Regions from separate parts of the Homo sapiens genome. Here region 2 is linked to region 1. A link is an interaction called in ENCODE POLR2A ChIA-PET data of the cell type or tissue named here. Cell type or tissue: PC-9. All regions are shown on one strand. Links, peaks and the distances in the headings refer to the core of each region. The heading gives the core; the rest is flanking DNA. Region 1 has its middle 32 kb from the start of SCG2. Region 2 has its middle 270 kb from the start of SCG2.

Evidence for each region. Peaks named below come from ENCODE experiments on the same cell type or tissue, not always from the same donor. Only the 100,000 strongest peaks of a DNase experiment are listed, where the experiment ranks them.
Region 2: POLR2A ChIA-PET joins it to region 1 with 10 read pairs; 2 of 35 experiments call an interaction of 5 or more read pairs at or near these places.

The regions. Positions count from the first base shown.
Region 1 is chr2:223,626,262-223,643,117 of GRCh38, forward strand. No RefSeq gene overlaps it. Among named protein-coding and RNA genes, the nearest start is that of SCG2, 32 kb to the left of the region's middle. In PC-9, for the core only: no CTCF peak of the experiment used is centred there; a DNase peak (open chromatin) is centred at 8,990.
Region 2 is chr2:223,323,468-223,340,323 of GRCh38, forward strand. No RefSeq gene overlaps it. Among named protein-coding and RNA genes, the nearest start is that of SCG2, 270 kb to the right of the region's middle. RefSeq lists an enhancer at 7,410-7,909. In PC-9, for the core only: no CTCF peak of the experiment used is centred there; no DNase peak of the experiment used is centred there; H3K27me3 peaks cover 377 bases.

The DNA.
Region 1 (16,856 bases), core at 5,452-13,451:
ACAAATTTCTAATTCTGTGAGGATTACATACATGCACCCTTTGTGGCAGTAAGTTTTGGTGAAAGTAGGCGCTGGTAGAGTAGAAGGTCTAGTCTTCAGCTGAGTGTTGTTTGGCCAATAGACAGAACGCTCCTAAGAGGCATTTAGATTTATCCTGGCTTTTCGCTCCCCTGCTTGTTTGTTGATTTGCTTGCTTCAAACTTTACATTAGCGTGTCCATTTATAATAAGTGGCTTAGATCTTAACCAAGGAGTTTTAATTTGGCCATGCCTTCAATAATGTAGAACTTTCCATTCCTGCTGACCAGAAAACAGGCTTACTTGTTCCTTTACCTTGTTTGAACTCTTTCTGTGCCTAATTTTTTTCGAACAAGAAAAATTGTATATATTTGACTGGTAGGTGAGTTGGTTAGTTGGTTGTTATGGGTTGAATTCTGTCCTCCCCATCCCCAGATTCATAATTTGAAGTCCCCAATACCTCAGAATGAGACCTTATTTGGAAATAGGGTCATTGCAGATAAAATTAGTTAAATTAATGTGAAATCATACTGAAGTAGGGTGCTCCTAATCTAATGTGTGTGCTTCTAAAAAGAGAAAGGAAATTTGACCACAGATATGCACACAGGGAGAATGCTGTGGGAACAGGAAGGCAGAGATTAGGGTGATGTAGCAGGAGCTGAGCAATAGCAACCACCACCAGCAAACCACAAAAAGCAGGGGAGAGGCCGGGAGCACTTTTCTCCCTGACAGCTACAGCCCTCAGAAGGAGCTGGTCCTGCTGACACCTTGATCTTGAGCTCGTATCCTCTAGAGCTGTGAGACAAATTCCTGCTGTTTAACTCCTCCACTTTATAATACATTTTTACAGCAGCAAGAGGAAGGGGAAGGAGTGGCACCATCTGGCACCTCTGTAGAGCTTTGTAGAATTTGTTCAGGTTAAGGAATTCATTCTGGAATTTTGGTTAGAGGGTTCTAAATATCTGGGTATGACAATGTACCATAAAGGATATGTTTCCTCTCAACACTTCTAGACAGTAGTGGGGGTTGGTTCAAGGTATGTCCCAGGAAGTTGGGTGCATACATGTGTACTTCTCCCTGTGCAGTCAGCCCAAATACCTCATGGCTGAAGGACAAGGTGTTTGGCTAGAGGAGGGTGCTGCTGAAGATGCTGGTCACCCAACAACCAAATATCCTTCCTATGTGAAGAAATCCCCAAATAGGTAGGAGGCAAGCTTGGGAAGGAGCCGCACTTTGCAAAAAAAAAAAAAAAGGTATGAGATATTTCTCAACTTTGCGCCCTGACATCTGGGATTGGGCCATGTAACTGAGGCTTAGCCAATCAGGTGCTCCCAGTCAGCACTTTGACTCTTGGTGAGTGTTTCCATGAAGGAGGAACAAAGGCTGTCAAAGATGTGGAACAGGGTCCAGTGGCATGGTGACAAGCGTCTCTCTGGGAAGATGCCAATGATAACTACCCACACCAACTAGTATAATGAGGTAACTTTGCCTTGACCTTATCTTCCAAACTCCCCTACTGTTGCCCATTTGTCAAGTCTGCCCCTCTAGCCTTTTATTGTTGGAAAGAGCTGCCTTCCACTAATTGCTGCCAAAGTTATCCCATTGGTATGTGTTGCTTGAAACTAAGGACATTGACTGGTACAGTGACTTCTCCATTCCACCCATGTGAGACCTCAACACTGGGAAACATGAGTCTCTCCAGCTTCTGGGTATTCAGCCATCTGGACCCTAAGAGAGCTCCGTCCCTCTGCTATGCATCCTGGGCACCTTCTGCATGACTACTGCATCTGCTGTTTTGCTTTTCCAGCATGACTGTGAGCTCTTTATGAGACAAGAACAAGCTACTGTTTGGCTTTGGAACCACAGACCCAATCATCTCAGTAGTACATGATAAATGGTGTCTGTTTGTTTGGTTTTTTTCAACATGCTTAGTAATGGAGTGGTCTCTCATCTACCCCAAACCTCTTTCTCCCATTTGAGGACTTGAGAATAGGAAAATGGTTTAGAGAAAATCTAGGAGCAGCAGACAAAATAGAACAACCGGGAGCCTCAGGGTTTCCCCAGTGCTCAGACACCACACTCAAGATGATGCCAGTTGTACCTTCCTTAGACTGGTTTTCCTGCCCCTGGGTCAGTATTTTTTTTTTAACTTTTGATTACTTACACATTAGCATCCACCATTCCTGTCACTTTTCTGTAACTGAAAGCTTAATGTATCATATTGTTCTAAATTCTCTTTTTTTGACCTAATTAACTAGACTCTCCAAAGGCAGTGGTAGGCCTTCAGGGGACTCTTGCTTGAAGCTCCCTCAAGCATTCCAAAATCATGTGGGTACACTAAAGTACCTTCACACACATGGGATTTTTGTTTATTTGTTTTTTACCCCTCTTGGACTTCCATTTCTCCAGTTCTTCTTTGGTTCCCAGAAACTCCATCTCCAGCAGGCAATATGACTTAATTAAGGATATTTGTCTACAAGCTTTAAGTAAGCTTTTCTAATTGCAACAGTTTCGCATTACTTTTGTTCGCATTGATAAGTTATTTAAACACCATGAATAATTCAATATCAGGTTCTGAATTGTTAATCAGAATAATGAGAGCAGCAGTTCAGCACTCTTTAATAATTTGATTTGCAGTGGGTATGAAAAAGGCCTTAAACTTGAGGCTTTGCTCTCAGAGCAAAACAATAAATATCCAAAATAGAAGCTTTGCTGCTCCACAAAGACAGCCTTTTCCCTCCTAATCAGTACTGTCTATGTATGTGTTGATTGCTTTGGATGCAGTGACACAGTGGGGACCTGTGTCACTCCATGGGTATATTTCACAACTGCAAATATCTTTGCATGCCCCCTCACTTTGATTTGCAATCTGTCGGTTAGAAACCTGCCACTAAGAGACAATGTAAAAGCTCCTTTCGCCTAAGGACTGTCAAATAGGCAGAATTTAATAAGTGTCCCATTCAAGGAAAAATTAAGGTTTGCTCTTTATGCAAGCTATCCTTTGCTTCACCTGTGTGTCTTGGTAGATGACACTTATGAATCTGTAACTCCAGCTGCCATCTCTCAAAACAATCTCTGCTTTTGCAAGCCCAAAGGGCCACACGGATGTCCATCATCACCACACGTCCACAGTATAACTGATTCCCTGTAGCTCAGTTTCCTTTCCAAATGCCTTGCTTGATGCCGAGGATGCAGCCTAGCACAGTGGTTAAAAGCACATCAGTGGTGTCTTCCTCCCCAGGTATAAATCATGGTTTTCTACTTCCAGCTGTGTGACCTTAACAGGCTACTTAGACTCTCTGTGCTTCATCTGTAAAAATGGACATGATAACACTAGTACCTACTTCACAGAGTTACCACGAGGATTAAATGAGTTTGCATTTTGAAAGCACTAAGACCAGTTTCTGACACATAACAAGCCTTCTAAAAGTGCTTGTTGAAGAAAATGCTGTTCCACCCCTGGTTGGCATCCAGTAACTATCCTCTCTCCATCTTTCTTTGCCTGGTTCATGCTCTGCTTCCCCCATGAACCTCTTCTTTATGACATCAGTACACAGTGATCTCTCTCTTTCTCGGTTGCAAAAAACACATGGAGTGGATGGAGTTCTGTTTCCTAATTGGCACATATCCACTATATTTATTTTGTGTCCCAATGATTTAGGGGCTTTTTAATTGTTTTTTAAATTTAAGATGTACAACATGATATTTTGATACGCATATACATAGTGAAATGATTACTACCAATGAACAATTTAACATGCCCATCATCTTCCATAGTTACCTCATGTGTGTGTGTGTATGTGTGTGTGTGTGTGTGTGTGTGTGTGTGTGTATGTGGCAACAGTACTTCAAATCTACTCTCTTAGCAAATTATATATATGAGTATGAATTTATATACATAATATATATAATTTATATAATATATATCTACTGTATATACTGTATATATATATTTTAAACAGGGTCCTGCCCTGTCTCAGGCTGGAGTGCAGTGGTGCCATCTCTACTCACTGCAGCCTTTGACCACCTAAGCTCAAGGGATCCTCCCAACTCAGCCCCACTAGTAGCCAGGACTACAGGTGCATGCCACATTGCCAGGCTAATTTTTTTGTGTTTTCTATAGAGATGGGGTTTCACCATGTTGCCCAGGCTGGTCTTGAACTCCTGGGCTCAAGCTATCCTCCTTCCTTGGCCTCCTAAAATGCTAGAACTACAGGTGTGAGCCACCACACCCAGCCTATACAATATTATTAGCTATCATTTTCCCGCTGTACATTAGACCTTTAGACTGATTCATCCTACATAACTGCCAGTTTGTCCCATTTGAATTATATCTCCACATTCCCTCTCAATTATTTGTAATTTTCCCTAGCATAGGCATTCCTGGGTGTTGATGGGCTTTGTCTTTATTAATCATCAAGGATCCGAGTATGAATAATTCCAACCAGCCCAGTGCTACACAAACAGCAGGCATTGATAAGTTGTAATTAATCAGTCTGGATAGTTTTGTGATTAAAAAACAAAAAGATGATGATGGAAAAACATAAGAAGTGCTGGGCCTGAGAGAGCGGGGGTCATGACATTCCACAGAATTTTAATTACTTGTGTAATGTTTGTGTCATCTTCTAGAATGTAACCCCCATAAAGGTGGGGATCATGTCTAAAATTACATGGGAAACAATGTTATAAGGAATGAATTTCCATTGCTTCTATCATTATTGATGGACAGTATGTGGCTGTGACTCTGGAATGCCTTTGATTATAGGTAGTGATGATGTTCATGAGCTGGCAAAAAACAGCCCAGGTGTGAGAGGAGTTAATTTATTATTAACCACTAAAAGTGACTGCAGTTAGATTTGTGCAGAGAAAAAAAGATGATTTACCATGCTGCCATAAAGACACATAGCACACGTATGTTTATTGTGGCACTATTCACAATAGCAAAGACTTGTAACCAACCCAAATGTCCAACAATGATAGACTGGATTAAGAAAATGTGGCACATATACACCATGGAATACTATGCAGCCATAAAAAATGATGAGTTCATGTCCTTTGTAGGGACATGGATGAAACTGGAAATCATCATTCTCAGCAAACTATCGCAAGGACAAAAAACCAAACACCACATGTTCTCACTCATAGATGGGAATTGAACAACGAGAACACATGGACACAGGAAGGGGAACATCACACTCCGGGGACTGTTGTGGGGTGGGGGGAGGGGGGAGGGATAGCATTAGGAGATATACCTAATTCTAAATGACAAGTTAATGGGTGCAGTACACCAACATGGCACATGTATACATATGTAACAAACCTGCACATTGTGCATATGTACCCTAAAACTTAAAGTATAATAATAATAATAATAAAAAGATGATTGACAAAGGATTAATAAGTTACCCTCTGTCAGTAGTTTAACTCCAGAGACTTTTTAATAATCTGAAATTCAGCATTAATGAATTGGCTCTTCCACCTTAATTTCATAAATATGTTTCTTTTCTGATGCACAGGAGAAATCTATATACTCGGTTAAGTGTTGAAACAAGAATGATGGAGAAAAAAAACCTAAATCATCATAATTTACTATGTCACCGAGCACTATTTGTCTATAATTTATCCTGGTATACATCCCACAGTTTGGCTGGGGTGGAATAAGGTATCAAGGGTGGCTGACATTTGATTTGTTTCCATTAATATGTGTAACTAGAGAAATCAAAAATTTAACAACCACAAATTACTCTGGTGACATTTTATCCATTTTAAACATTTTAGCAGAATGGTAGCAAATAGAATGTCCTATTTCAGTACACTGAATCTAAAGCAGCTCATTTGCCCTGGAAAGAAAGACAGCAATTGGTGAAAAAGTTATTTTTCAAAAGTCAAAAAACAACTGATCCATAGCATTGCCCATTACAGAATATGCCTTAATGACCCAGATCTTCATTATGTGCTCCTCAAAAAAAAAGAATCTGCAGAATGGCTTCAAAGGTACATGAAAGACACTGAAATATAACCTAGAAGGGCAGACACTATTCAGAAAGGAATTATGAATGTTACAAGTGCTCTTTCTTATAATGCTGATCAATGAGGCAACACACTTCACCCAGAGATTTAGTGTTCTCTAAACACTAACTCATTACTGCTTCTATTAAAGTCTAATTTTCAGAACGTTCAAACATGATTCTCATATAAATACAAAATGAATGCGTCAAATATTCCATTCAACTCATTAATTAACAAGGAAACCAGTAAGACATTGACCCTGATTCAGAGGGGAGTTGAGTCAGACAGTCAATAGAAAGCTGAAATAAATTTGCTAACAGTTATAAAACTGACAAATGTCCTAGTAGGTAATAAACTGTAACTTTTGAAGTGATCTATCTTATAGATAGGAATTATTTGCTTTGCCCTCCAACAAACACAAATTGCATTGCTGTCAGTTTTCTACAAGCTAATTTCTACCTTTACAGATTTGTGAAATTGCCTAATCATTAATCAATAGAAGGACAAACAACTGTATACCCACTAGAAAATTAGATCATCCCAAGGAGGAATGGGACTGACTACTAGCAACAGGCAACACTACCCTGAAAGGATACTCAGTAATACTGTCAGAGCTAGCTTAGGCTGCCATAACAACATACCATAGACTGGGCAGCTTAAACAACAGAAATGTCATTCTGTCTGGAGGCTGGAAGTCCAAGGTCAAAGTGCCGGCAAGTTCGATTTTATTCTGAGGCCCTTCTCTTTGTTTACATGTGGCTGCCATCTCACTGTGTGCTCCCATGACCCCTTTGTGCAAGCTTTCTGATGTTTCTTCATATAAGGGCACTAATCCCATTATCAGGGTCTCATCCTCATGACTTCATCTAACCCTAATCACCTCCCAAAGGGCCTACCTCCAAATACAATCACATTGAGGGCTCAGGAATTCAACATGTGAATTTTGAGGGGGGATGAGGGGAGTGGGACAAAAATATTCAGTCCATAATGATTGCCTTTTGTCTATTTCCAAGTTTTGGACCATTTTCTTAACTCTCCAAACATTTCAGCCTGACAAGTGGAAAATATTATCGTTCAACTTCAAAGGTGAGGATTTGAGACTCTGGAAAAAGTGCTGAGAGAATGCATGGGAGGAAAGATGCTCTAAGCAAACACAGAATTAAGTGCAATGTGAGAAATTCAAGATCAGAGATGGGAAGTTTGTGATTAAGGAAAAGAAAACGGAGAAGAGTTCTCACTTCCTGACCAGCTGGCCTGTCCTGGAGATTCCCGACCTTTTATCTGAATGACTCTGGCCATTAATATAATAGTAATAACAAATATGAGAGCATCATCTGTGTGTGCCTACTATGTGTCAGTCACTTCATGTATATTATCTTGGATACACCATGTCATCCTGCAGTAGTATTATTCCCATTAGACAGGAAAATGATTTAGCCATGAAGGTCTGGAGACTTGCCCAAGGCCGCTGCCAGCAAATGACAAAGCTGGGATGAAGTCTAGTTCTGCGTGGCTGCACTGCATGGATTCACTCTGCCAGATGGCCTCCAGCTCCACATTTCACAGGCTAACACTGTAGCCATGGTGAGGCACCACATGTCTGTTTATTCACTTGCTGAGACCCTTGTGACATGGTCTCGCTTCATCACCCAGGCTGGAGTGCAGTGGCGCGATCTTGGCTTACTGCAACCTCTGCCTCCCGGGTTTTCAAGTGATTCTCATGCCTCAGCCTCCTGAGTAGCTGGGACCACAGGCACATGCCACCACACCTGGCTACTTATTGTATTTTTAGTAGAGACTGGTTTTCACCATGCTAGCCAGGCTGGTCTGGAACTCCTGGGCTCAAGCTATCCACCCGCCTCGGCCTCCCAAAGTGCTGGGATTACAGGTGTGAGCCACCATGCCCAGCCTTGAGCCCCTTTTACATGAAGAGAGAGGCACACAGGGTATGCACCAGGGCCCTGGTACCATCAATTGAGGAAGAAAGAGGAGGAGGCACAGGACCTCTGTGGAGGAGATCAAGAATTCTGCTTTGGAAATGTTCGGTCAGATATGCCCATATGACAGCCAAGTGGAGATGTCAAGAAGGCAGTGGCGCAGAAGAGGGCAGAAAATATAAATTTGTGAGTCATCGGCATAGAGAAGCTATGTAATGTGATGCATTCATGCCTCCAGAATAATGCTCCTTTGCAAGAATAATCATCAGAATAACAGCCAGGCCTGAGACTTGGGAGTGGTCATGCAAGTTATTAAAATATTGAAATACTTCCATACCAGCTGGTTAATAGCAGCTGCCTCAAGTCTCCCAAAAGCTATCTGCCTTCCTGCCTACCCCCAGGGCCTGCCCACCATCCAGTTACGAAAAGTATAATCTTAGGCACAGAAGACACCTCCGGGGAGTGACAATTTAGACTGGTCTCTATTCATGCCCTATTACTTAGTAAACAATTCAATATCACTCTTGATTCACAACTAATATTTCTTGAGCACTTAACCCATGTCAGGCATTATGTGAAGCCCTTTTTTGATTGCCTCGCTTGATCCTCATTACCACCTTTTGTGATAAATAGTAATATCATCCCCACTGTACAGTTGAGAAAACTGAGGCTCAGAGAGGTCAGTAAGTAATCCTAGGCCACAGAGATGGTGAGTGATGGAGCCAGGATGAGTCCAAGCTGAGTCTAACTTTAGAGCCTCTAAACCATTCTGCTTCCCCAGATTTGTAGATAGATCCCATGTCCTTGGCTGGGTGGCATGACCACCCTCATCAGAGCACAGGAATATACTCAGCCTATAGCCTTAATTTCCAGTGAGTGAACAAAGTTCTTTCCTGGGCCTGAGCTCAGAGCTGCTGTTTGTGTTCAATACTGAATGGTTATTTACTTCCTTCAAACTCTCCTATAAGGTATGACAAGAATGGGAAATTGCTACATCAGCTCTTTCATGCCAAACTGTCTAGATGATTCGCATTGCCTATCTGATTTCACTAGAGGATCATTCTGTTTCACTTTTCACTCTTGGTAGCACTTAACTGATATGAGTGTCTAAGTATCCTCATTCATATGTCAAAAATAATGTTCAAAGACAAACAGCATGGTCTTGAGGGTAACTTTCCTTTATTTCAAAGTCATAATAATTCAATGATGATAATGATGATGCTGCTGAAAACATGAAACTTGAAAGTAGAAAAGCTCTTTAGAAGAAAGAGGCTATCTCATACCCACGCCCATATTAGAGAAGTTTGGACATGCTACAACATGGATAAACCTTGAAGACATTATGCTAAGTGAAATAAGCCAGACACAAAAGAACAAGTATTATATAATTCCACTTACATGAATAGATAGAATAGATAAATTCATAGAATAGATAAATTCATAGAGTTAGGAAGTAGAATAAAGTTTGCCAAGGACTAGGGAGAGGGGAGAATGGGGAATTATTGCCTAATAGGTACAGAGTTTCTGTCTGAGATCATGAAAAAGTTCCAGAAATGGATAGCAGTTATAGTTCCACAACAGTGCAAATATACTTAATGCCACTGAATTGTACACTTAAAATAGTACGTTCTTGCTGGGCGCAGTGGCTCATGCCTATAATCCCAGCACTTCGGGAGGCCAAAGCAGGTGGATCACCTGAGGTCAGCAGTTTGAGACCAGCCTGGTCAACATGACGAAATCCAATCTCTACTAAAAAATACAAAAATTAGCCAAGCGTGGTGGCGCATGGCTGTAGTCCCAGCTAGTTGGAAGGCTGAGGCAGGAGAATTGCTTGAATCCAGGAGGCAGAGATTGCAGTAAACTGATATCGCACCACTGCACTCCAGCCTGGGCAACAGAGTGAGACTCCATCTCAAGGAAAAAAAAATAGTATATTCTTGCCTTGGGAGGCCAAGGTGGGAAGATCTCTTGAAGCCAGGAATCCAAGATCAGCCTGGGCAACATAGCAAGATCCTGTCTCTACAAAAAAATTTAAAAATTAGCTGGGCACAATGGTGCATGCCTGTAGTCCCAGCTATTCAGGAAGCTGAGGCAGGAGGATCACTTCAGCCCAGAAGTTTCAGTTATAATCGCACCACTGCACTCCAGCCTGGGCAACAGAACAAGACTCCATCTCAAAAAAAAAAAAAAGAGTAAAATATACATATGTATAATTTACAACACACACACACACACACACACACACACACACATAAAATCAAACAGTTTACACCACAGTAACTGACAAAACTTGGCCACTTAAAAAAAAATAACAGGCCAGGCGTGGTGGCTCACACTTGTAATCCCAGCACTTTGGGAGGCCGAGGCAGGTGGATCATGAGGTCAGGAGATTGAGACCATCCTGGCTAACATGGTGAAACCCTGTCTCTACTAAAAATACAAAAAAATTAGCCAGGCGTGGTGGTGGGCACCTGTAGTCCCAGCTACTCGGGAGGCTGAGGCAGGAAAATGGCATGAATCCGGGAGGCGGAGCTTGCACTGAGCCGAGATCGCACCACTGCACTCCAGCCTGGGCGACAGAGCAAGACTCCATCTCAAAAAAAAAAGGAGTAAAATATACATATGTATAATTTACAAAACACATACACACACACACACACACACACACATCAAACAGTTTACACCAGAGTAACTGACAAAACTTGGTCACTTAAAAAAAATAACAAATGCTAAGAGGGTATATCTTATGCTAAGTGTTCTTATCACCAAAAAATAATGAAAGCAAGAAAGAAAGAGGAAGAGGAAGGGAAGGGAGGAGAGAGGAAGGGAGAAGGAAAGGAAGGAAACTTTTGGAGCTAATGGATATGTTTATGGCACTGTTGGACTGTTGGCTCTCTGGGGGAAAAAAGATCTGATTTGCAGTGTTTGTTAATTTCTGTGCTGTGAATATCCCCACAATGGCCAATCCCAAACTGCCAACATGACATCACTGAATGCTGACTTGGGAAGACGTGGACACAATTGGCTCCTAAGAGCCCATGCAAGTGGCTGTGGTACACCATTGCACTCTCTTCCTCTTCACTCTGTTTTATTTTATTCTGCAGTGATTATATGATCTATTACATCTTTCTTATTAATTTATTCATGGTATGTACACCTCCAACTACAATACCAGCTCCATGAAGACAGGAATTTTGTTTTGTTCACTTATATGTCTTCAGGGCCTAGAACTGTTGCTGGCACAGAGTAGACTCTTAATATATATTTGTTGAATGAATAAATGTGGGGACAACAGTGGTACTTGGAGGTGAGAAATTAAGATTACCCCAAAGGGATATTCTGTGTGGATTAAAGTCACAAATTATTATATGGAAAGTTTAGCGGTAAGCCAGCAAAGTTTGTCCTCTAAGCCATGGGTTTCTAAAGATGGGTGGACACATCCCAGAGTGTACACGAGTCAATCAATGAAGGGTTGAAAGAAAACATTAGAGCTCTATATGTTATAAATATTTCACATATTTCTTTTGTTTTATTTAAAGATAAAAACAGCATGGCCCTGTGGATGAATTTCCTTTATTGCAAAGTCATAATAATTCAGTGATGATGACAAAGATGATGGTGATAATGAAAACATAAAACTTGAAAGTAGAAAGTCTCCTTAGAAGAGAGAAGAAAGATAGTTTATTTAAAACATAAGAAATACATTAATCTTTACTAATATTTAATGTGAGAATCAACTGTGAAACTCAACTTTGGTCAACCCAAATGTTGGCTGCTGTTAGCAAAGATGAAATTTCAAAAATGAAACATATTTTATCTCTCCTTCAAATTAAAGGCGATATTTTTCCAGTAAGTAATAGCTGCTTAAAAACAACAGCAAAGCAAAACAGAGCAAAATTTGCACAATGGAAACTATGAAGACAGCATTTTGAAAACCAATGTTTAGAAATGTTTGTCAAAGAAATCCAACAAATATCCCAGCCATATTCTCTTTTTCAATCCCTTAGCTCAACGTCAAGGATGCTATTTAGTGCCCTCTGGTTCTACATTCATTCTTACCAGCAGATTGGTGATTAAAGGGAACATATTAATTAAGTCCAAGTTTCGTTTTTTTAAAAAGTTTGGTTTGTGGACCACCTGCATCAGAATCTCCTGGAGGTGCTCATCCGAAATGTAAGCTATTATTATTATTATCACAGTTGTAATACTTGCTCATTGGGTCTTGCCAGGAGATTATAAGCTTTGCAAGGTCAAGGACTATTATATTGTTCATGATCGCATTCCCAACCCTTAGTGTAACACTTGACAAAGTGAAGACAAACAATAAATATTTGTGGAGTGAATGAAAGTCAAGGATAAAGGGTACAAGCAGCATCAGTTCCAGACAGGGCATTCTCAATGAATTTCATAAATAACTGTCTTATACATTCTTTGTGGTATTTTCAGTGGTGAAAAGAGACATCCAAGTAAAGATTCCAAGACAGGAATGATAAATTAAGAATACTGCATTGAATTGTACACAGGTTAGACATATGACTTAACACTTATTATCAGGCAGTACTCAATGCAAAAGAAAGAAATTACTCTCGGTAAAACAGAAGATTAAGTGCTTACAAAATCAGTTTAAGGGACAAAGGAACTCGCCTCCAAATTTTCACCACTGTAGCTGTGATGCAAGGTCAGGAAGTTAATATAGCTATTGCCACTGCTGCTAATTTCAAAGCCGCTTCCTCCCACAAAGCCAGTAACCTGGGTGGAAAGTGGAATCCAGCCACTGCTAAAATTCATTCCTGTTAGAGCCTAATTGTCCATCTAAACTCTATTGAGCAATCACATCCTGCATCCTTCTGCCTTTCAAATCCCATGAAAGTTCATCAATTGACTGAATCTAATCTGTATTCAGGACCCTAGCTGCAAGGGAATCAGGGTAACATCACGTTTTTAGCTTTCCAACTTCTCTAAATAGAAGGATGATGAACTGAAGATTGAGAGAGCCAATCCAAGCAACCAGTCAATTTGGTTAAAAAAAATTTACTGCATATCAGAAATATTATTAACAATAAAATCATGTTATCTATTCCCATTTACTGAATAGATTCGCAGTTTATAAACAGATAGCTCTTTAAAAATAAACTTGGATTTAAAAGTCTAATACAAAAACCTAATTACAAATACATTTATTTATTTTTGTGTACTTTATAAAAAGAGTACAAATCAGTATGCTGCACAAACAAGTAGTCAATCTTATTAGATGCTTTTTAATACTATTGTACCTGTTGAATCTTGTTTGCTTTGTCTATAATAAACAACACTGTTGAAAATAGCTTCAGGTTGCTTTTCATGATCACCCATGCTTTGTTCCCTTTCAGTAGCTAAAATGAAAATAGGATTTGACATCAACAAAGAATAAAGACATGGGTAAAGAGAAAGATAAGTGAGCCTAACTACAAATGCCAGATCTTGGAATAAATTTAAATGTGAAATCACGTTGGGAAAGTGCATATGGTTGTGAAAGCATCAACTTATTTCCTAAGTCACAATAAGAAGAATTAAGCCAAAAAACGAACAAAAAAAATCAACCCCCCCAAAAAAAACTCAACTTTTTAAAAAAGAACATATTAAAATATTCTTGTCAAACATGCTTTCAGCATTGACTCTATTATTACTTTTGAGCCAAATCAGGTCACCAAGACTGGCCTAGGTGAAAGAGTATCAGTCTCAACTGAGGTTTATTTCACTGTGTCCTGTTCACGAATCAGCAAACAAACCTTGCAAAAGGGATGCCTACAATACTGAAAGCATGGAGGTGTGAGTTGATGGGGCTCTTGAATCCTGCTTTGTTCCTCATAGAGACATCCCAAAATTCAGTGGTCTGAACAACCCAGGGAGACTGAAGGAGGAGTGAATCACATAGAACTGAGTTCACTGCTTTGCATTCTATCTGAGGCCAAATGATGTCAAGTTGGGGAGAAGATATGTCAGCACTCAAAGGGCTGGTTTATTGCCACATGTATTAGTCCATTTTCATGCTGCTGATAAAGACATACCTAAGACTGGGCAATTTAGAAAAGAAAGGAGTTTAATGGACTCACAGTTCCACTTGGCTGGGGAGGCCTCACAATCATGGCAGATGGTGAAAGGCACATCTTACATGGCAGCAGACAAGAGAAAAGTACTTTTACACGGAAACTCCCCTTTATAAAACCATCAGATCTTGTGAGACTTATTCACTATCACGAGAATAGCACAGGAAAGACCTGCCCCCATGATTCAATTACCTCCCACTGGGTCCCTCCCACAACATGTGTGAATTGTGGGAATCACCAATTCAAGATGAGAATTTAGGTGGGGACACAGCCAAACCATATCACCATATATATTCATAATTTTAAAAAATTATATGGCATCTATTATGCATTTTACAAATGTGGTTTGTAAAAAACATCCAGTGAGAAAACTGAGGCACACAGCAATGAAATAACTGGCCCAAGGTCTCACAGCTAGAAAGTGGCAGAGCAGGATTCACACCAAGCCAGTCTCCAGAGTCCATTATGCTGCTTCCATAAAAGGATATCTTGTAATGCCTGTCTTTATACTTCCAAGTTTAATTTCTTGCTGTACCTTCAGGACTACTCCAGGTTTGGGTGCAGTAGACCCGAATTTGGCCTATTATAACATGCACCTGGAAACAGTCTTATTTACTTTCCTTACCTCAAGTCAAAGATGAGAGTTCAAATTACTATCTGGGTAGTGCAGAGCTCACACAGCTGTTTGCAAGTAAGTCTGACTGACTGCAAATGGACAGGTTTCTATATTCAGGCCGCTACATGTTTACTTTAAAAAACATTTGTTTAAAACCTGTGAAGCTCCGGAAATCTGCCAAAGTTGGTCATAAAGATGTCAAACCCAAGCCTCACAAGCTTACAGAAAGAGAATGTGTTGGCTCACAGGCCGTTAACAGGACAGAAGTTTCAAGTGGGGCTTAATATAAGTTCAGAGCATGCCACCAGGATCTATCTTGCAGCTTGACGTCCTTGTAATAACACAAACCAGTTTCTAGGATTAAATCCCATTACCCCTGATTGGCCTGCCTGGAGTCATGTGACCAGCTCGGATCACGCATCATGGTGGGGGCTGGGGAGCACACTCTCTGCCAAAAGGAGTAACAAGGGCCTCAGGCTCTAAGAACTTGATAAGCATCTCCTCCACCCCACATTTCCTAACTTAATATGACAACCAAGAATAAAGAGCATTTCTGCCCTGCAGTAAAGAAAGGATATATGTTTTTTTAAAAAGAAAAATGCACACACTATCCATCATGTTTGCACATGAGAAATAGGCCATGTCCCTAGGAATAGGAGGCTTATCAAGTCAATATGTGCACTGAGTCTTCAGGTGATTCTCTCAAAAGACTTCAGTTTCAACTATCAGACACACAGAAAAATATATTTCATCACCAAAATAAACAAGCTTACCAATTTTACTGTCCTCTTTACAATCTTTTTTTTAAGAAATGACACCTAGGCCAGGAGCGGCGGCTTATGCCTATATTCCCAGCACTTTGGGAAGCCGAGGCGGGCGGATCACCTGAGGTCAGGAGTTCAAGACCAGCCTGGCCAACATGGTGAAACCCCATCTCTAATTTTACAAAATACAAAATCAGTTTGGTTTGGTGGCACACACCTGTAATCCCAGCTACTCAGGAGGTTGAAGCAGGAGAATCGCTCCCGGGAGCTGGCGGTTGCAGTGAACCGAGATCGCCCCAAAGCACTCCAGCCTCGGTGACAAAATCAAAACTCTGTTAAAAAAAAAAAAAAAAAAGAAATGCCACCTAATGTGAAGATGTAAGGCCCCCATTCCATGCTGATACATGATACGTGATTCCATGTATTGGCAGGTTCTATTTCTAACAGTTTGCATTTTCAAAGGAGTGGAGAATGCCTCACTTCTAGCATGAGTACAATAATAAAAACAGACAGAAAGATCGTTAGTGATATGACCCAGCAACATGCCTCTTTTCCCATCTGAGCTCTGTTTTATGAACAAGGTTAAAGATGAAGTATGACCCCATTCAAGTCACCAGGGTAGGGGTAGGGCGTTGGTGGAAAAAGTCCCCAAGTGACAACAGGAAACCTAGCTTCTGTTCTGACCTTCCTTCCCAACTCCTCCTCTAAGGCCAACTATGCAATATTGGACACACATTTGTCTATGGGCCTCAGTTTGCTCTATTGTGCAGTGAGGGTACTGGGCTACATCTCTCACATACCTTCCTCTAAGTCCGTCGAAACTGGTCTGTGACCAGGACAAAGTCAGCAAATAAAAGGGTTGGAGTTTAGAGCTGAATATAGTCCAATCTCTTTATTTTGCAGAGCCTGAGTAATCCCTACTAGAAGCACCATGTCAGCAGTCAGAGAATGGAGCAATGAATTCTACTCAGAAGGAAGTACAGTAATGAGGCACAGGAATAGCTGAAACAAACTCTTCCAGTTGCACAATGATGGCCAGCCCTGAGAAGGCCCATTAATGACCAGAGTACCAGAAGACAGCTTGGGCTCAGATTACCCCACCCTACTAGATTGTTAGTTCCTTGAAAAATGTCACTAAGTTTTGTTCACAGTTGAATATTCAGGACCTACCACAGTGCCTAGAACATAGAAAATGTTCCTTTAATGCATGGTAAATGAATGAATAGATAATAATTGCCAATATTTGGTACTTACTAAGTGTGAGAAACAATTCTAAAGGTTTTATATTTGTTAACTGAGTCAGACCTTGCAAAATGCATATGAGGCAGATACAGCTATGATCCTGTTTGTGAGATCAGGAAGCTTACACATATAGTACATGATGGGAACAGGCCACCTTGTTCAAGAATCCATGCTCTTCACCACTA
Region 2 (16,856 bases), core at 4,131-12,130, 300 kb before region 1:
GCTGGAAACCATCATTCTCAGCAAACTATCTCAAGGACAAAAAACCAAACACCGCACATTCTCACTCATAGGTGGGAATTGAACAATGAGAACACATGGACACAGGAAGGGGAAGATCACACACCGGAGACTGTTGTGGGGTGGGGGGAGGGGGGAGGGATAGCATTAGGAGATATACCTAATGCTAAATGACGAGTTAATGGGTGCAGCACACCAACATGGCACATGTATACATATGTAACAAATCTGCACGTTGTGCACATGTACCCTAAAACTTAAAGTATAATAATAAAAAATAAAAATAAAAAAAGAAAAAGAAAAAATATACATATATATAAATATTTGGTGTAGTCTACCTCCTTTGAAATTGCTAGTGCATAGGAAATTGCTAGTGCATAGTCTTCTACAGTCTTTTGTGCCTTTGAAATTGCTAGTGTGTGTATATATATATGTGTATATATATATGTGTATATATATGTGTGTATATATATGTGTATATATATATGTGTATATATATGTGTGTGTGTGTGTATATATATATGTGTATATATATATATGTGTGTGTGTGTGTGTGTGTATATATATATATATCACAAAAGTATAAATGAAGAGAGATTTGGTATTTCTGACTTTTCCTTTTGCAGCTCCCTCCTGGCTCCACTATGGCTGGGCAGGGCATAGCTTTTCACCTTCTGCTGCTTCCCTGCCTCAATGCTCACGGTGGACTGCCCGCATTTTCCTGCAGCACAGGCAGGGTTGGGGGGCAGGGGCAGCCTCAGGAAACAGCAACCCCTTCCTGTGACTGCCTTCCCACCAGCTCTCCTCTCCTGGCTAACCAGACCTCTTTCAGCTGCAGGATAGTGTAAAATAATCTTTTTCCTTCAGAATGGGGTTCAGGAAAAAATGCAATTTCTGGCTTTACTTATGACAGTGAGAGAAGTGCTATTTCCTCTTCTTTAAGATTCTGTCCTCGCTACTTTGAGGGTCTGTATCTGCAAAGCTGTTGTCACAATTCTACAGATAGGGAAGAAGGGAGCTATTAGTGCCTAGTCCCTCCTGTCTGCAAGAGGGCTATGCGGTACAGCATTATTTTCAAGAGCACCAAATCTGGAGCCAGTCTGTCTAGTTCAAGTTCCGGTCCAGCCCCTAGCTAGCTGTGTGGCCTTGGGCGAGCTATTTCACTCTTGATATTTCTATTTTCTCCTCTAAAGATAGGGATGTGGATACTGCCTGCCTAGTAAGGCTAATAGGAGGAATAACACATGAAGTACTTAGGATTGTGCCTGGCACGTAATAAGCATTCAAAAGTGTCAGCAGTTATTACTATTTTACACTTTCCATAACTCAGTGAGCTGTTCCTATTTTCATTTTACAAACAAAGAAACAGGAATAGCAAATTTAAGTAACTCATTAAAGGGAATTCAGCTAAAATGGAACGAGACAACATGTGAACTATCATCTTCATAGAAATAGAAAAGATTTGACTCCTTTAAGAGAAGGGAAATATACTTTTTGTTCAGAATAGTTTCAGTTTTCTGTATTATTGGAAAAGTAAAGAACAAGAATTTATAATAAGGCCAAGAAGTTTTTGACTTTATTTTATTTTTATTTGAAGACTGTTCAGATTCATTATTTCCTTCATGAGGTTTTCTATTTTATTTTTTTTGTCATCCTTAATTCATAATTCAGAATAAAAGGTGACATTGCCTTCAACAATCTGAATTGCTTCTGTTTATAACCTGCCTGTTGATGAGTATTGTTTTTAGTCTTCTACAGTCTTTTGTGCCTTTGAGATTGCTAGTATGTAGGGCAGCACCTTTTCTGTCTTTGTCTTTCATTGAGACCCTGGACTGATGTTGGTCTAATGCATACACACCTAACACTTGCTCCACACGTAATCCCAGGGTACTGTTGAGATAACAAGATATAGTAAAGCTCCGTGACAGCAAAGAAGTATTTGTCTTGTTCTACATTTCTCTTGACTGATTCTGCTCTGCTTTAAAGTCAAGCAAATTAAAAATATATACTAAAGAACTCAAGGAAAAATTACAAAATTTTTAATGTAATTTTTAAGCAAATTACATAAAGAATAATTTACATAAATGAAACCCAAGAAAGAATCTCATCAGGAAGCTATTTAATATATAATGGAGCTAAAGGGAGAAGAGAGGCTACGTAGAAGGGACAGGCAGATCCTGCTTTTAACAGGAAAGTTTCTATGTAACACATCTTTCTCTTGAGAGGGAAAGAGGTTGAGCTTCTCTATCCCCTGGTAATAGGCATTTATAGATCTACTCATCTTTTTGTGATATTCTGTTACTCCCTATAGGGTTTAATTGGGGTGATTCAGGGTTTTTTTTTGTTTTTCCTTTTTATAAAAAAGGAAGTAATGCTGCCCTTAACACAAATGCCATTTTCAAAGCACCACAAAGTGAAGAGTTTGAAAATTTGTTCCTGAGTAACAGGAGAAAGTGTTGAGATGGCTAGCAAGTTTGTGCACCTGTGTGTATATAATTTTTTTAATTGTGGTAAAATACACATACCATAAAATTTAGCATTTTAACCATTTTAAAGTGCACAATTTAGTGACATTTAATATTTCACAATGTTGAGGAACTATGACTACTGTCTTGTTCCAAAACATTTTCATCCCTCCTAAAGGAAATCCCATGACCATTAAGCAGGCACTTATCTCCTCTTCCCATAGCTGCTGGGAACCACCAGTGTGCTTTCTGTCTCATGGATTTGCCTATTCTGGATATTTCATATACATGAAATCATCCGATATGTGGTCTTTGTGTCTGGCATCTTTCACTTAGCATCATGTTTTCATGGTCCATACATAATGTAGCATGTATCAGTTCCTCGTTTTTTCTGTGGTTGAATAACTTGCCGTTACAGGAATATACCACACTTTGTTTAACCATTTATCAGTTGATGGACATGTGAATTGTTTTCACCTTTGACTATTGTAAATAGTGTAGCTATGGACATTTGTGTTCAAGTGTTTGTTTGAACACCTTGTTTCAATTCTTCTGGGTATATATTCAAGAGTAGAATTGTTGGGTCATATAATTGTGTATTTTATGAGGAGCTGCCAAGTTAATTTCCATAGTGGCTGCACCATTTTACATTGCCATTTAACACATTTTTAAAATTAATAGCATAATTTATGAAAATTAAGGATACACCAGCTGGGCGCGGTGGCTCACGCCTATAGTTCCAGCACTTTGGGAAGCAGAGGTGGGCGGATCATGAGGTCAGGAGTTCGAGACCAGCCTGGCCAACATGGCGAAACATCTCTACTAAAAATACAAAAATTAGCCGGGCATGGTGGCAGGTGCCTGTAATCCCAGCTACTCAGGAGTCTGAGGCAGGAGAATTGCTTGAACCTGGGAGGCAGAGGTTGCAGTGAGCCGAGATCGTGCCATTGCACTCCAGTCTGAGTGACAAGAGCACGACTCTGTCAGAAAAAAAAAAAAAGACACTAAGGATACACCTACCCAAAAATGTACATGTATTTTTCAAGGACATACGCCCGTCTAAGACATACCTAAAACCATGGATCTTTCAGATACAGGTATGCTAGTTGTTAGAATGAGGTCCCAGGAGTGAAGCAAAACTCATGCATCAGACTTCTTTCTATCCAAAAGTAAAGATCCCCCAAGATCAGCCAAATCCCTTTGCTCTGATTTTTAATCATTTAGCAATCTTCTGAAGCCTGATAGAATTTCCTAGGCATCTACGAAATTCATGAGGAGGTCATTCCTGGTATATGGACACAAATATGCCATTCTTGGGAAAGTGTTCATTTTGCCCATCTGACTTATCTCTCAAGTCCTTGTGAGATGGCTTATTATAAATCATGCACACAGTTTGGTCAACCCCACCCCACAAGTGAACTGTCAAATCATACCCAGTTTCCTTTTAATTCTTCACATTTTAACATGTCTAAAATCAATAACTTTTTGGATCCCATGAAATAAAGTAATTTTGAGAAAACAAAATTTAGATTTTTAATCCAGGATATTAGTGACCTCATTAAGGTTCATCACATTTGTGAGGCCAGGAATAGAATGGCCTTATTGAGGCCTTATCTGGAATATTATATAAATTATTTGCAAGGACTACTTATCTTCTCACCCAATCCCTGCTACACACACACACACACACACACACACACACACACACCATCAGGGTTTAATAGAGGTCTCCGTTCCTGATATTATGGCACCCTATTCATGTTTCTGTGTCTGATCCAAAATATCAGGATGTTCATGCTGTCACTACATTTGCCATAGAACTTGGTTCTATTGCACTCCCAGAGGCTACCCTTCTCTCCATCAGCACCTGACAAATGTGTGCTCTGTAGGGGTCAGAAGGAGAAGAGGAAGAATGAGGATGACCCAGGGAAAAGCTATCTTCACCACTGAAAACAATTCACAGCATCAGCCCAAGTAGCTATGGATCAATAGTGTAAGTCTGGGTGCAGAGTAGCCTACTTTGGTCAGCATAGCACCCGATGGAATCTTCTGCTCCAATTTTTTTTTTTTTTTTTTTGAGACAGAGTCTTGCTCTGTTGCCCAGGCTGGAGTGCAGTAGTGCAATCTTGGCTCACCACAACCTCTGCCTCCCAGGTTCAAGCGATTCTTCTGCCTCAGCCTCCCAAGTAGTTGGGACTACAGGTGCACACCACCATGCCCAGCTAATTTTTGTATTTTTTAGTAGAGATGGGGTTTCACTATGTTGGCTAGGCTGGTCTCAAACTCCTGACCTTGTGATCTGCCCACCTTGGCCTCTCAAAGTGCTGGGATTACAGGCGTGAGTCACCACGCCTGGCCCCAATTTTTAAATTATAGTTACATTCAATAAAATGACCAAGATCTTATCTAGAGCATGACCGAAAAGAGGACAAGTCTTAAAGACCATTTTGTCTGGTAGCCTTCAAATTGAGGCCCACATACCCCTACAGGTATACAAAACCTCACAAAAGATACCTGAGTGTACACATTTTTAAAGAAATTAATTTCCAGATCCTTAACTTGCATCCTACAATAAACCTGCGTTGCTTCTGCTTTCTCATTTTCCCATCTCAGTCTCCTTCCTGTCACTTTGCAAGAAAATGGTGTACCTCCCACACAAACAGCATTTTTCTATGATGTATTGTTATTTTGTGTGTACAAACCTGTAGAGCAAAAACAAATGGCCAACTCAAAACACTGATGGCCAGCTTTGTGGTTTTTCTTGGATGCCTAACTCCATGCTTTGCCCTTAAAAGAACCATTATGCCTTTTTAAGGGCAAAGCATGAAGTTAGAGACATGTGGTATCTTGATTTGTGCTAAGATGTTCGGAATTCATGTACACTGAAGGAAAAGGCAGGACTACCAACAATTTCCTTTTAATGACCTCTCTCTTTTATCCCTGGATATTGCTACAGAATGTATCCCTTTAGGGGAAGAGGTTCCCTTGAGAGCAAAGCAAAGATGAGGTTGTTGAAGTCCACTGTGCCTTATTTCCTTGTGCCTGAGTACCATGTTTTATCCATTAGTGTTAAGATTAGTGTTAAGAAGTGAGATGGTTGTCATGGGAATGCATCTCAACACAGCAATTTAAATTGAAAAGACTTTTCCTAACAGAAAACTCATCTGATTTTACTGATAATGAAGACTGGCTTTTTCAATTAGATTAGATGATGGATGCTGTCTATAACTTGAATGAGCCAAATCAGCAGCTCCAAGGTTATGATGAAAATATATTTAAGGCACATAATGAGACAAATAGATTTTATAAAAAATTTTGTACTGGCACGGGTGAGTTGAAATACTTGTATTTTCCCCATTCTTTCTGAGTGCATTGTAATACGGTTTGTCACTGAGGAAAAGCATAACAGGAAGTTTTTTTTTGTTAAAGTATTGACATACTTTCTCAATGGTTGGTAAATGTTTATCGCCCTGAATCCTAGGAGCCCTAGCCCCTTCCCAGGGACCTGGAACCTGTCAGACTTCATAATCTAGCAGCTGTAAGGTTGGTACCTTGCATTACAGGGGTCTGCAGGACCTGCTCTAGCACAAAGACCAGGGTCCAGTACTCTGTGTTGGTTGATTCCTTGTCTTACAAGTTAACACTGAATATCTCTCCAAGTCATCAGTATAATTGTCATTTTATAAATCTTAGTAAAGCTTCTGCAGTAACTGAGAAATGACTCTAAAGATGGTTAACAAGTCATTTAGTTTTTCCCTAATTTTAAAAATACTTTAAAAAATAATGAAGGAGGACCTGAGTTGCCAATTAATTGAACATAAACATAATTTTTTTTTTTTTGAGACAGAGTCTCACTCTGCCGCCCAGGCTTCAGTGCAGTGGCGTGATCTCGGCTCACTGCAACCTCTGCCTCCTGGGTTCAAGCGATTCTCCTGTCTCAGCCTCCCAAGTATCTGGGATTACAGGTGTGCGCCACCACACCTGGCTAATTTTTGTATTTTTTGTAGAGATGGGGTTTCACTATGGTTGTCAGGCTGGTCTTGACCTCCTGACTTCATGATCTGCCCGCCTTGGCCTCTCAAAGTGCTGGGATTACAGGCATGAGCCACTGCACCTGGCTGAACATAAACATAATTTATAATTTTTTATGGAAAATCACTGTGTGATTTTAGCATGGAGTCATGGTGGATTTTAAAGAGATGGACCAAATGGCTCTAATAAAATGTGCATTTCTAGGTACACATTTTTGAGAACAATGTTTCTCAGGGCTCCTATTTTTAAAAATGAAAAATACAAATAATATTGATGCTCAACCACAACTCATTCTACAGTTGAACAATTCTCATCTGCAAATACATAAAGTAATTACGGGAAAAAGGCTTCACCTATATTGTCAGCAAATACATTTAGAGTATAATTTGGCTGGGCATGGTGGCTCATGCCTGTAATCCCAGCACTTTGGGAGGCTGAGGTGGGCAGTTCACCTGAAGTCAGGAGTTCAAGACCAGCCTGGCAAACATGGTGAAACCCCATCTCTACTAAAAGAAAAGCAAAAACAGTTCTGTTCCAAGATGGCCAAATAGGAACAGCTCCCATCTGTAGCTCCCAGCGTGATCAACACAGAAGATGGGTGATTTCTGCATTTCCAACTGAAGTACCTGGTTCATCTCATTGGGACTGGTTGGACAGTGGGTGCAGCCCACGGAGGGCGAGCTGAAGCAGGGCGGGGAGTTGCCTCTCTCAGGAAGCACAAGGAGTTGGGGAATTTCCCTTTCCTAGCCAAGGGAAGCTGTGACAGACTGTACCTGGAAAATCGGTACACTCACACCCAAATGCTGCGCTTTTCCCATGGTCTTAGAAACCAGCAGACCGGGAGTTTCATTCCTGTGCCTGGCTTGGCAGGTCCCACACCCATGGAGCCTTGCTCACTGCTAGCGTAGCAGTCTGAGATTGCTCTGTGAGGCTGCAGCCTGGCGGGGGGAGGGGCATCCACCATTGCTGAGGCTTGAGTAGGTAAACAAAGCAGCTGAGAAGCTTGAACTGGGCGGAGCCCACCACAGCTCAGAAAGGCCTACCACCTCTATAGACTCCACCTCTGTGGGCAGGGCATAGCTGAACAAAAGGCAGCAGAAACTTCTGCAGACTTAAACGTCCCTGTCTGACAGCTCTGAAGAGAGCAATGGTTCTCCCAGCATGGCATTTGAGCTCTGAGAATGGACAGACTGCCTCCTCAAGTGGGTCCCTGATCCCTGTGTAGCCTAACTGGGAGACACCTCTCAGTAGGGTCCAACAGACACCTCATACAGGTGGGTGCCCCTCTGGGACGAAGCTTCCAGGGGAAGGATCAGGCAGCGATATTTGCTGTTCTGCAGCCTCTGTTGGTGATACCCAGGCAAACAGGGTCTGGAGTGGACCTCCAGCAAACTCCAACAGACCTGCAGCTCAGGGACCTGACGGTTAGAAGGAAAACTAAGAAACAGAAAGGAATAACATCAACATCAATGAAAAGGACATCCACACCAAAACCTCATCTGTAGGTCACCAACATCAAAGACCAAAGGTAGATAAAACCACAAAGATGGGGAGAAACCAGAGCAGAAAAGCTGAAAATTCTAAAAACCAGAGCACCTCTTTTCCTCCAATGGATCACAGTTCCTCACCAGCAATGGAACAAAGCTGGACGGAGAATGATTTTGACAAGTTGACAGAAGTAAGTTTCAGAAGGTCGGTAACAACAAACTTCTCCAAGCTAAAGGAGCATGTTCTAACCCACAGCAAGGAAGCTAAAAAGCTTGAAAAAAGGTTAGACGAATGGCTAACTAGAATAAACAGTGTAGAGAAGACCTTAAATGACCTGATGGAGCTGAAAACCATGGCATGAGAACTTCGTGATGCATGCACAAGCTTCAATAGCAATTCAATCAAGTGGAAGAAAGGATATCAGTGATTGAAGATCAAATTAATGAAATAAATCTAGGAGACAAGACTAGAGAAAAAGGAGTAAAAATAAACAAACAAATCCTCCAAGAAATATGGGACAATGTGAAAAGACCAAATCTACGTTTGACTGGTGTACCTGAAAGTGAGGGGGAGAATGGAACCAAGTTGGAAAACACTGTTCAGGATATTATCCAGGAGAACTTTCCCGACCTAGCAAGGCAAGCCAACATTCAAATTCAGGAAATACAGAGAACACCACAGAGGTACTCCTTGAGAAGAGCAACCTGAAGACACTTAATTGTCAGATTCACCAAAGTTGAAATGAAGGAAAAAATGTTAAAGGCAGCCAGAGAGAAAGGTTGGGTTACCCACAAAGAGAAGCCCATCAGACTAACAGCAGATCTCTTGGCAGAAACCCTACAAGCCAGTTGAGAGTGGGGGTCAATATTCAACATTCTTAAAGAAAAGAATTTTCAACCCAGAATTTCATATCCAGCCAAATTAAGCTTCATAAGTGAAGGAGAAATAAAATACTTTACACACAAGCAAATGCTGAGAAATTTTGTCACCACCCGGCCTGCCTTAGAAGAGCTCCTCAATGAAGCACTAAACATGGAAAGGAACAACCAGTACCAGCCACTGCAAAAACATGCCAAATTGTAAAGACCATTGATGCTATGAAGAAACTGCATCAATTAATGGGCAAAATAATCAGCGAATATCATAATGACACGATCAAATTCACACATAACAATATTAACCTTAAATGTAAATGGACTAAATGCCCCAATTAAAAGACAGAGACTGGCAAATTGGATAAAGAGTCAAGATCCATCAGTGTACTGTATTCAGGAGACCCATCTCACATGCAGAGACGCACATAGGCTCAAAATAAAGGAAAGGAGGAAGATCTACCAAGCAAATGGAAAGAAAAAAAAAAAGCAGTGGTTGCAATCCTAGTCTCTGATAAAACACATTTTAAACCAACAAAGATCAAAAGAGACAAAGAAGGCCATTACATAATGGTAAAGGGATCAGTTCAACAAGAAGAGCTAACTATCCTAAATATATATGCACCCAACACAGGAACACCCAGATTCATAAAGCAAGTCTTTAGAGACCTACAAAGAGACTTAGACTCCCACACAATAAAAATGGGAGACTTTAACACCCCACTGTCAATATTAGACAGATCAATGAGACACGAAGTTAACAAGGATATCCAGGACTTGAACTCAGCCCTGCACCAAGTGGATGTAATAGACAACTACAGAACTCTCCACCCCAATTAAGCAGAATATACATTCTTCTCAGCACCACATCACACTTATTCTAAAATTGACCACATAATTGGAAGTAAAGCACTCCTCAGCAAATATAAAAGAACAGAAATCACAACAAACTGTCTCTCAGACCACAGTGCAATCAAATTAGAACTCAGGATTAAGAAACTCACTCAAAACCACACAACTACATGGAAACTGAGCAACCTGCTCCTGAATGACCACTGGGTAAATAACGAAATGAAGTCTGAAATAAAGATGTTCTTTGAAACCAATGAGAACAAAGACCCAATGTACAAGAATCTTTGGGACACATTTGAAGCAGTGTGTGTAGAGGGAAATTTATAGCACTAAATGCCCACAAGAGAAATCAGGAAAGATCTAAAGTAGACAACCTAACATCACAATTAAAAGAACTAGAGAAGCAAGAGCAAACAAACTCGAAAGCTACCAGAAAGCAAGAAATAACTAAGATCAGAACAGAACTGAAGGAGACAGAAACACAAAAAACCCTTCAAAAACATCAGTGAATCCAGGAGCTGGCTTTTTGAAAAGATCAACAAAATTGATAGAACACTAGCAAGACTGATAAAGAAGAAAAGAGAGAAGAATCAAATAGACAGAATAAAAAATGATTAAGGGGATATCACTACTGATCCCACAGAAATACAAACTACCATCAGAGAATACTATAAACACCTCTATGCCAATAAACTAGTAAATTCTAGAAGAAATGGATAAATTCCTGGACACATACACCCTCCCAAGACTAAAGCAGGAAGAAGTCGAATCTCTGAATAGACCAATAACAGGCTCTGAAATTGAGGCAATAATTAATAGGCTACCAACCAAAAAAAGTCCAGGACCAGATGGATTCACAGCTGAATTCTACTAGAGGTACAAAGAGGAGCTGGTACGATTCCTTCTGAAACTATTCCAATCAATAGAAAAAGAAGGACTCCTCCCTAACTCATTTTATGAGGCCAGCCAGCATCATCCTGATACCAAAATCTGGCAGAGACACAACAAAAAAAGAGAATTTTAGAGCAATATCCCTGATGAACATCGATGTGAAAATCCTCAATAAAATGTTGGCAAACTGAATCCAGCAGCACGTCAAAAAGCTTATCCACCACGATCAAGTTAGCTTCATCCCTGGGATGCAAGGCTTGTTCAACATATGCAAATCAATAAACGTAATCCATCACATAAACAGAACCAACAACAAAAACCACATGATTATTTCAATAGATGCAGAAAAGACCCTTGACAAAATTCAACAGCGCTTCATGCTAAAAACTCTCAATAAACTAGATATTGATGGAATGTATCTCAAAATAACAAGAGCTGTCTATGAGAAACCCACAGCCAGTATCATACTGAATGGGCAAAAACTGGAAGCATTCTCTTTGAAAACCAGCACAAGACAAGGATGCCCTCTCTTGCCACTCCTATTCAACATAGTGCTGGAAGTTTTGACCAGGGAATCAGGCAAAAGAAAGAAATAAAGGGTATTCATTAGGAAAAGAGGAAGTCAAATTGTCCCTGTTTGCAGACGACATGATTGTATATTTAGAAAACCCCATAGCCTCAGCCCCAGATTTCCTTAAGCTGATAAGCAACTTCAGCAAAGTCTCAGGATATAAAATCAATGTGAAAACATCACAAGCATTCCTATACACCAATAACAGACAAACAGAGAGCCAAATCATGTGTGAACTCCCATTCACAATTGCTACAAAGAGAATAAAATACCTAAAAATCCAAATTACAAGGGATGTAAAGGACCTTTTCGAGGATAACTACAAATCATTGCTCAACGAAATAAATGAGGACACAAACAAATGGAAGAACATTCCATGCTCATGGATAGAAAGAATCAATATCGTGAAAATGGCCATACTGCCCAAGGTAGTTTATAGATTCAATGCCATCCCCATCAAGCTACCAATGACTTTCTTCACAGAATTGGAAAAAACTACTTTAAAGTTCATATGGAACCAAAAAAGAGCCCGCATTTTCAAGTCAATCCTAAGAAAAAGAAGAAAGCTGGAGGCATCACACTACCTGACTTCAAACTAGACAACAAGGCTACAGTAACCAAAACAGCATGATACTGGTACCAAAACAGATATATAGACCAATGGAACAGAACAGAGGCCTCAGAAATAACACCACACATCTACAACCATCTGATCTTTGACAAACCTGACAAAAACAAGAAATGGGGAAAGGATTCCCTCTTTAATAAATGGTGCTGGGAAAACTGGCTAGCCATATGTAGAAAAGCTGAAACTGGATCCCTTCCTTACATCTTATACAAAAACTAATTCAAGATGGATTAAAGACTTAAATGTAAGACCTAAAACCCTAAAAACCTTAGAAGAAAACCTGGGCAATATCATTCAGGACATAGGCATGGGCAAAGACTTCATGACTAAAACACCAAAAGCAATAGCAACAAAAGTCAAAATAGACAAATGGGATCTAATTAAACTAAAGAGCTTCTGCATGGCAAAAGAAACTACCATCAGAGTGAACAGGCAACCTACAGAATGGGAGAAAATTTTTGCAATCTACGCATCTGACAAAGGGCTAATATCCAGAATCTAAAAGGGCTTAAACAAATTTACAGGAAAAAAGCAAACAACCGCATGAAAAAGTGGGCAAAGGATATGAACAGACACTTCTCAAAAGAAGACATTTATGCAGGCAACAGACACGTGAAAAAATGCTCACCATCACTGGCCATCAGAGAAATGCAAATCAAAACCACAACGAGATACCATCTCGCACCAGTTAGAATGGTGATCATTAAAAAGTCAGGAAACAGCAGATGCGGGAGAGGATGTGGAGAAATAGGAATGCTTTTACACTGTTGGTGGGAGTGCAAATTAGTTCAACCATTGTGAAAGACAGTGTGGCGATTCCTCAAGGATCTAGAAGTAGAAATACCATTTGACCCAGTGATCCCATTACTGGGTATATACCCAAAGGATTATAAATCATGCTGCTATAAAGACACATGCACACGTATGTTTATTGCAGAACTATTCACAATAGTAAAAACTTGGAACCAACCCAAATGTCCATCAATGATAGACTGGATTAAGAAAATGTGGCACATATACACCATGGAATACTATGCAGCCATAAAAAAGGATGAGTTCATGTCCTTTCAGGGACATGGGTGAAGCTAGAAACCACTATTCTCAGCAAACTATCACAAGGACAGAAAACCAAACACCACATGTTCTCACTCATAGGTGGGAATTGAACAATGAGAACACATGGACACAGGGTGGGGAACATCACACACTGGGGCCTGTCAGGGGTTGGGGTCTGGGGTAGGGATAGCATTAGGAGAAATACCTAATGTAAATGATGAGTTGATGGGTGCAGCAAACCAACATGGCATATGTATACCTATGTATCAATCTGTACGTTGTGTACATGTACCCTAGAACTTAAAGTATAATATTAAAAAAACACAAAAAAATTAGCAGGGGCATGGTGGCGGACACCTGTAATCCCAGCTACATGGGGGGCTGAGGCAGGAGAGTCGCTTGAACCCTGAGGTGGAGGTTGCAGTGAGCCTAGATTGTGCCATTGCACTCCAGGCTGGGCAACAAGAATGAAACTCCTTCTCAAAAAAAAAAAAAATTGAGTATAATTTACACGTTAACAATTATGGGAATTTTAAACATATAAAGTAAATATAAACATATAACAATATATGTTATATGTTTTGGTTAATTTTGTATTTCTAATAATTGCAATGACAATTCAATCTAGAGGGAAAAAATTATCACATAGAGCATTACAGCCATTGGAGAAAATAAGTTTCAACTTTTATATGCATATTGTTATTGTAGAAGAAAGTTATACAATCATCAGTAAAAGACTTATAAGTATAAAAATACATTTATTTGAGATGAAGTTCTTTTTGGAAAGTAGAATGGAAGTAAGAGTCCAAAGAGAAAAATAACCACATAATATTATAGTAACAGAACAAACTTCCTTGTGTATTTACAAATAGACAATGATATATATCAAATTATTAGGAATTTATATTCTATATTCTACTTTTAGATATGTTGGTGTAATATATTCCTTTTTGTTTATTTATACACCATTGCTTTGGCAATCATCATCTTATACTAAATAAAAGAGCATTGGATTTATTGAAAGTCATGTCTTGGATTTGTGAGGCACTGCCATGAGTCAGGATCACCCAGCTTCAGGAAATTCTTCTGGTGTACTTCAAATCCTCATTTTTCATACACAAAACGAAGATTGAGGGAAGCCAGTTACTTATGATGTCACACAACCTGCACGATGTGTAGAATCCAGCTCTCTGGCTCTCAGCTTGGTTCTCTTTCTTTAAACTACCATAAACACATTAAATCCTAAATTAAACTAAGTATTAGTTTTCAAAAGAACAATCTATGAGCCAACTTGATTAAGTATTTTAAAAGTCTAATTCAAATTAAAATCATTTTTTTAAATTTTCAGTTAACTAATTATTAAACTAGATAAGAATATTTTCCGAAATGAGACTGGTACTTGGTTTGTTGGAGTCTCTGGAAGGAACAGCAAAGCCTTTGGGAAGCTCCAGGGTGTCATGGAAAGAAGAAGCCTTGGCCTCAATTTCTAGTCACGCTAGTTACTAGCTAAGGGCTTTGGTGCTGTTTACCCAATTCCTCTGAGTTTGTTTCCTTATTTGGAAAATGGAGATTAAAATCCCTGCCTGATGAAGTTAAGGTTAAGATGAAATGAGATAATGCATGTAAAGTGTGTCGTATAATACTTGGCATATGTTGGAAACCTAAAAACACTCATTTTCTTCTTGATATTTATCTTTATTTTCTATTTCTACTCCCTAATGCATTTGTCTGTTGTACTTCCTAATGCTCATGTCCTTAATGTCTCCTTGGATGATATGTGAAGCTAATAGTTTAATGGCTTAGAGAAGTGATTTTCAAGCTGTGAGCCATGGGAGCTCTGTGGAGGTTGGGGGTGGAGGTGGGGGCTTGGAGGGAAGGAAAGCCATGGGGCTCCAGTCCTTTCATTAACAAGTTTGCTTGTCTCCACATATGCCAATGATTTTGTTGAGAAAAATGTTTTCCTGGGCTTCATGGGCCATTTAAATTGTGAACCCCCAGGGACACAGTGCTTAGCCCAAGCCATCAGTGCTTGAAAATAGGCATTTCTGTCATCGAGTTTCTGTATGTTGAGATATATTTTGAGATAGGCTTAAGGGTGAGGACATTTGGCTGGAGTCAGCAATAAGTTGCAACCTCAGGGTCAATCCTGATTAGTGTACAATGCATAATACAGACAATCGATGAAAAGAGGTGCAACATGGGATGCATACGAGCAGGAGAAACTCAAGTATTTTGAGAATGTTCATTATGAGTTTCATAAATTTTTAAATTCGGAGTATGTATGCTTGCTTTCATTCCCAATCACCGTGCCATTTTACCCAAGGCCTGTTTGTTTCTTTTTTGGAGCTGTTCCCTCTTTTGGTAAATGGAACATCATTTCAGCCACCATGCCCATTTCCCGTATCCCAAATGAAAGAAGAGAAATTGAAAGTGATCAGTCCTATTCTTGTGATAACTGGAAAAACGATGTCCCGAGTTTTAATAGGACAACAAAAAATCCTTGTTAACTTATTTTCCCTCAATGGCTTTAAAAATATTTTCATGATGTCTTTTTCATTAATCAAGTTGTAGACATTCTGTGTACCCTTGGCCTTTCAAAAAAAGATGAACTTTTGTACTTGTGGAACATGTAATGGAAACATTAGATGCCTCAGACACATCATTACATTAGCCTTGAGAATAAGTCTGACCAAGATACCTAAGCCTCAAAATAATTCATCAGTGGGCTTTGGAGAAAACATGTGCCCTTCTCCTCTCAACATAAAGCACTCTGGGGAGGATTCTGCTTAATTTCTGTACCTATCACAGAACAGTTTCCCTTCTCTCCTTTCTGAAGGCTTTTTGTGTTGAAGGAATAATGTCTATTCTATTTTTCTCTTTTGTTCTTTCTTTTTCCTCTGCCATTTCAAAGTTATATAACTCATGTTCTCCAAGTTAAAAGTTGATATTTTTATAGCCTTAATCTTCTATTTTTTGCAGAAAATCTAGATTCCTAAAAACAAAAGCTCTCTGCCTAGTTATTTCTGGGAATTTCTTGTTTGTGGTGTATAACCACAAACAAGTGGAATCCACAACTTTCTTCCTATCCTGTATCTTCCTCTGTATTCTCTGGACTTTGTATTTACACACTAGGTTGGCAGGACCTCATCCCATCATTTCTGGAGCATTGGGAAGGATTGGTGAGGCAGCAGCCATATCTATTGTCAACCAAGGTTTCAACTTAGTGAGGCCACTGTCTGGGCCTGTCACCTACTTGGAATTTGTGTGTGTGTGTGTGTGTGTGTGTGTGTGTGTGCTTGTAATAGTCATAACGAGTGTAGGGAAGTCATGGGAGGGGTATGGTTGTCTGCCTTATGAGGGACACTTTTAATTATTTGCATTTGCAGAATATTTCATATTTTGTGTATATTCTTTATAGATTTTCCTCTGTATACTTTTGTGTCATAAGAAAGAAAAGCATAAGTTTCTTCATTATAAAATAAGTATAAAATAGTCTTTTTTAAAATCCAATCCAGAACACTATCTGGAAAACAACATAAACTCAGATTGGAAGAGGTGATGATGAGATATTAAATAAGCAAAAACAGGTGGCGATATAAATGTGTTTGGTAACGAGACCCATACCAGTCAGAGTTTGGGTAAGAACACAGATGGCATATTCAAATGGGGTAATTTAAGGTGAGTTTACTTAAAAAAGAAAAAGACTACACTACTTACAGAGGCATGGACAAGCTTTCAAGGAAACAAGGTGCAGTGCAAGACCTCTGGGCTGAAGAGAGTGAGGAGCCGCAAACATACTGGGTCTGAAGGAACATGTGGAGGAGGCAGAGACTGGAATCTGGAAAGAGGAGGGGGATGGAGAAGCTCTTGGACAGGACCTGGCCTTTGATGGAGAGACACAGGCAACCCACAGTGACCAGGTCTCAGGACAACCGAGAATGGACACTGTCACCTCACTTTCTTCCCTTGCTTTCATCTTCTGC